2 separate regions of the Mus musculus genome follow, and region 2 is linked to region 1. Evidence: chromatin loops called from intact Hi-C (ENCODE). Cell type or tissue: left cerebral cortex. All regions are shown on one strand. Links, peaks and the distances in the headings refer to the core of each region. The heading gives the core; the rest is flanking DNA. Region 1 has its middle 58 kb from the start of Gm6812. Region 2 has its middle 50 kb from the start of Ids.

Region 1 (2,934 bases), core at 136-2,635:
GTGTTTCCCCAAGAAGAGTGACGGAGTGTTCTTTACATTCTCTAACTGAGGAGAGGGCAAGGGAAAGAGACTTTTAAAATAACATTTTAAGAAAACTTGAACTGGGAAACAGACTGAGGAGGGAAAGTACATTTCTTAGTGGATAGGGGAGACTCTGCCAAACATTAAAGCTATCCTCCAACCTTGGCTTCACTTATTATATTTGCAGCTTCTCGTCTTCCTGGATATAAAGCAAAGTTTCTCCCCTGTGCTTGTGATTATGCTGTCAGCAAAATGATCAATCATGCTATCACCAATTTTGCATCATGACTCCACATCAGGGTGAAATCAGAGCATAAAATGGCTGTGGGGGATGAATTTGTTTAAATATAGCTAGTTTGGAAAACCAGCAAAATGGTAAGAAAAATGATGGAAAACATATGAAGTGTAAATGCATCTATCTTTAAGGCAGATCCATTTCAAAGCTTTCCACAGCATGAAAGCCATTGTGTGATGCATCTGAGTGTTTAGACTAGTAAAATACTGTAATCAGGTTGCAACTAAAAGCCAATATTTCACTCTCTCAGCTATGGGCACTGGTTTGTACTTACTGCATGTTTCCTAAGTATCTAAATACACTGAGGGCTACTTAGAAAATGAAGTTTGATTTTATATTTACAACCAGGAAAATGTTTTAAGGAAATTAAACTGCCACAAATTCCAAGACCAAAAAAGGGAATCAAGAAGAAGCTTGGTAATATGTAGCCAAATGCTAAAGGTATTTTGGAATGTTTGGAGACTGACTTAGATATAAGAGTGAAATATGAGAATGATCTCTATGATAAGAATATTCCAGCAGTGGTTTGGAAACAAGTTATTCAAGGAAAAGGAAAACAAACATAGGTTCTAATTCACAACTGAGCTGTTTCAATGCCTACTTCTTTGCAATATAGATATTTCATTTAAATGCAGGTTTTGAATAACTGCTCTAAAAAGATTCAACTGTTAAAAATGATCTACTATTACAAGAGTTTCTCATTCTCATTTAAAATCAATCATTGTAAGTCTGCCTTTGTAGTAGAATCATGATACCATCCTTTCTTCATGCAGAGCCTTCTATTAATTCTAATGTTATAGTGCCCTCTACTGGTAATAAATGAGGTAAACACTCCTTAGCTAGGAAAAGGCCTAATTAACTTCTCTTCCTGGGCTGGCAATCAAGTTTATTACAACATCTCGCCAATGCACAGCACAGCAATGGGAAGCTGAGGTACATCAAGAAACACACTCCTCTAAGGAGGTCTTAACACCACCTTTGCAATGAGCCACTGTATTGGGCACACTCAGAGAAAAGCCCTTAATTACACAACAGGAACACTTGGGCTAGCTTTTATTATTATTATTATTATTATTATTATTATTATTATTATTATTACTATTAGGTATTTTCCTCGTTTACATTTTCAATGCTATCCCAAAAGTCCCCCATACCCACCCCCCCTAATCCCCTACCCACCCACTTCCCCTTTTTGGCCCTGGGGTTCCCCTGTACTGGGGCATATAAAGTTTGCAAGTTCAATGGGCCTCTCTTTGCAGTGATGGCCGACTAGGCCATCTTTTGATACATATGCAGCTAGAGACAAGAGCTCCGGGGTACTGCTTAGTTCATATTGTTGTTCCACCTATAGATCCCTTTAGCTCCTTGGGTAATTTCTCTAGCTCCTCCATTGGGGGCCGTGTGACCCATCCAATAGCTGACTGTGATCATCCACTTCTGTGTTTGCTAGTTGGGCTAGCTTTAAGGTCAAATATGTGTGTGTGTGTGTGTGTGTGTGTGTGTGTGTGTGTATGCATATGTGTATATATGTATATATATATATTATGTATATATATGTATTGTATATATGTATATGTGTATATGTGTATTATGTATATATATGTATATGTGTATATGTGTATGTATGTATATGTATATATGTGTGTATATGTATATATGTGTTTATATGTATGTATGTGTATATGTGTGTGTATATATGTGTATATGTGTGTATATATGTGTATGTGTGTGTATAATATATATATACATATAGTATTACATAAACAATGGAGAGTTGGATTAGAATCTTGTCTCTAAATTAAAATAGTCATGTGAATATTAACGAGATATAGTACCATACAAAGTTTTCTTTTATACCTTTTTTCATTTTTCTTTTTTTCTTTTTCTGCCAGTAAAAAAGGAACCATGGTGCCTAGCTTGCCTATACCATTTGGGCTCTTGTAAGAAATGAAATTGTAGAACTGGAGAGACGGTTCAATAGTTAAAAGGACTATCTACTCTTCCAGAGGTCCTGAGTTCAATTCTCAGCAATCACATGGTGGCTCACAACCATCTGCAATGGGAACTGATATCTTCTTCTGGCATGCAGATATACATACATTAAAAAATAAATGATAGTCTATGGCCATACCACCCTGAATGCACCAGATCTCGTCTGATCTCAGAAGCTAAGCAGGATCAGGCCTGGTTGTTAGACTTGGATGGGAGACTGCCTGCGAATACCTGGAGTTGTAGGCTTTAAAATTAATTAATTAATTAATTAATTAATCATAAAAAGTAAAGATATAGTGATAAAAGGAAATGAAATTTTGGATAAGATAAACATTTATAAAAATTATTTTAAATGCTTGTTTGGAAGTTATAGCAGGGTGGAAAGTGTTGGGACAAATAAGGGGTGGAATGAGATTGTGTCTCCCAGGGAATCTACATCTCTGAAATCCATCTCAAGAACATGCTGCCTAAATAAAACCTCAACAAGGATGGTACCAAAAGATACGCTAACATAAAAAGAGAAATTTTCATGAGTGCCCCAACTCTAGATAATTTATGTATTTTATTGCCATAAGTTTATTATGTAAGTTCAATTGATATTATTAACAAGTCAGTTCATGAAAATG
Region 2 (2,934 bases), core at 116-2,615, 1.4 Mb before region 1:
ATGAATGGATATATGTACTTGTGTGGGTCAGGGTGGGGGCATTCTCTAGGGAGTTCTGGAGACTCAGCCAGCTTTTTATATGGGTGCAAGGGATCTGAACTCAGGGTCTCATGCTTGCATGATAAGTCCTTTGCAAATGTGATCATCCTCTCAGCCACATTTAATTCACTGTGTAGCAGTCATGTTTGTTTTGTGTCTCTTCTACCCCTGTAGTAGAACTGTATGTGGGCAAAGTAGGAGAAATAGTCAAGGCTGGCAAATCAGGTATAAGTCCTGTTAAAGTATTATAGTCAAGGAGGCTGCAAGTCACCATTTGTCCCAACTTAGTAATACAAATGCTTTTAAAAAAGTGTATTTGTATTTCAGACCATGTTTCTAGCCACTTACCAAAACCCCATGTATTTGGTGGGCCCTAGTGGGTCCATATTTGAAGACTGAAGGTGGTTCACACAATGGAATAGCTTAGTACCTACTTCATGGCCCATGCTCTTTTTAAAACATTGGAATGTGAGGTTTACCTCGTGACTCCAATTGTTATTCACTCATGTAACATCAGATGGCAAAAGGACACCTTCCTACCATGATATGCAAATACAAGTGCTCTTTTCTGAGTTGTAATGGGGAAAGGTTATTTTGGAATGCAAGGGCATCTGGAAAAATCTATACTGCAGCAATGTCTGGGAAGGGAACTGCACTCTTGCTTTCATTGACTGGTAGGTGAGTGGGACATCTGGAAAGATGATAAAGTTCTTAGAACACTTATTACTTTCCTGTCAAAAGTTTGACAGTTGAGCTGAGGTTGAATATTTCCAACAATAAGAGCTAATGTTGTAAACTAATGAGTGGTCTTGGGAAAGGAGCGTCCATGGCACAGAGCACAGTCCCTGGGCCAATGCCTTCTACACTTATTCCTTAGACTGGCCTTACACCCCATAAATCTGTCAGTCATTTCAAATAAAGATTCGGTTTGTATTGGGCAAACCATTTGCAGCATTTGGTATGAGCTATTTGCCAAGCATTATGACAATGAAGCCTGGAACTCATATTGAAATAAGGCATGGTGATGAGGTTTTATCTTAACTGATTATTTCTTTGCTACCTCTAATGCTGCACACCTATTAAAAATCCAGCGTCACATTTCCTTCAGTTTAGAGAATTGAAGTTGAATCTTCTCATTTGGGTTGCCATCTGGTGTGCTACTAACAGTCTCAGAGAGTAAGAGGCCATCTGTTAATACTTTTTCCAGGAAGCTTTTTATAGTGCAGTGAAGTGGCAACTCTCAAAAACACATTGTAATGACTTACATGATCTTAGATATACATACAAGTTGAGGCTAGTATTTTATTTCTATATACATAACTTTTTCCCATTGTGGGGACAGAAGAATCAAGAAATATTTGCATGCACAAAAGCTTCTCTCTAATACATAAAGGGCCATAAATGTATGGACTTTATGATATTAAAAACCAAGATTGTAAGTACACACTGAGAAATGATGATGTTGGCAGTCCCAGGTACTTAGCAGAAAACCCCATTTATCATTCTTGCTGCATGCCTCAGCCAGGTTGCAAGAATTCTGTTCCCAGTTATTCTTCATAATGCTGGACCCTTTGTCCTTGCTCGTGCTACCATGACTACAGTGGTAAATCCTCCTCCCTACTTCCTTACATATCTCATCAGCCAAAGGAAGGACTTGGCCAAACTAAGAAGGAAGGTTAAAGTTAACTTCTTCCTATTGTTTGTGAGATTTCAACAGTACTCTATGTATTCTCCTAAAGGGGAAGACCCGGAATGTGTGTTCTGGCTTCTCTGTTACAAACTGTTTTAAAATGTTTTATCATAGAAAGCAATCAGTTTCATCATGGCATCTTCATACATGTGTCACTCACTATACTTTTTTTCTTTTTCCTTCCTACATTATCCTCTTCTGTGACCCTCTCCTGCTGCTTCTGTGCCCTCCCCCAATTAGGCCATGCATTTATTGCATTATTTCTGTTTCCCAACTACCTTAAAAACTCCCCATCACTTCTCATAAAACTAGAAAAGATCCCTTAACATAACACACACACACACACACACACACACACACACACACACATACACACACACACACACACACACACACACACACACACACCCCTTGAGAAATTAATCAATCCTATTTGTCAATTCTTAGGATTGCTTCCTGTGCTATTGGAGTCAACTCAGAAAAACCACTGACTGTGTCAAAGTGTATTTCTGGTTTTCTTTCAGAGTCTTACAATTTAAAAGTCTCAGTACTATTCCCTGGTGCTGTAGTGGCTAGGATTCAGCCCTTAACATGTTTTAGGATCTACATTGAGATTGTTGATCCATGTTGAATTTTTGTGTGTGTGTGTGTGTGTTTGTGGTAAGCAATATGTGTCTAGTTCAGTTAGTAAACATGTGGAAATCAAGTTTTCCCAGCACTATTGTAGGTTTTTGAGACTTTGTCTAACCAAGGTGACTGTAGGTGTGTGGGATTATATATATCTATATTTCTTATTTCTAATTAGCTGGTCTACTGGTCTTTTTTGTACCAGTGCCATGATGTTTTTGTTGATATGATTCTAGAATATAGTTTGAGATCAAATACTCTGATACCTCCAGCATTGTTCTTTCTGCTGAAGATTGCTTTGGCTAATTGCAGTCTTTTGTATTTTAAGATTGTTGGTTTCAGCTCTATGAAGATTATCGTTGGAATTTTAAAAAGAAGGTAATGTTCATTTATTGTGTGTTGGGAGTGGAAGTGGGGGAGCATGCCATAAAGTGAGTGTAGAGGTTGGAGGACTACTCATGGGAGTTGGTTCTCTCTACCCTGTGGGTACTGGGCATGCGTCTCAGCTCATCAGGCTTGGTGGCAAATGCCTTACCCTGCTGAATCATCTTGTTGCCCTGTCATTGGAATTTTGATGG

The links. Hi-C counts contacts between places; a loop is a spot of excess contacts. Peaks named below come from ENCODE experiments on the same cell type or tissue, not always from the same donor. Only the 100,000 strongest peaks of a DNase experiment are listed, where the experiment ranks them.
Region 2: a loop joins it to region 1, with 8 times the contacts of the local background. A loop is called at or near these places in 4 of 42 quality-filtered maps.

Annotation. Positions count from the first base shown.
Region 1 is chrX:68,949,184-68,952,117 of GRCm38, reverse strand. It overlaps the pseudogene n-R5s7. Among named protein-coding and RNA genes, the nearest start is that of Gm6812, 58 kb to the right of the region's middle. In left cerebral cortex, for the core only: a CTCF peak has its summit at 1,126 (motif pointing left); a DNase peak (open chromatin) is centred at 1,195.
Region 2 is chrX:70,313,409-70,316,342 of GRCm38, reverse strand. No RefSeq gene overlaps it. Among named protein-coding and RNA genes, the nearest start is that of Ids, 50 kb to the left of the region's middle. In left cerebral cortex, for the core only: no CTCF peak of the experiment used is centred there; a DNase peak (open chromatin) is centred at 1,210.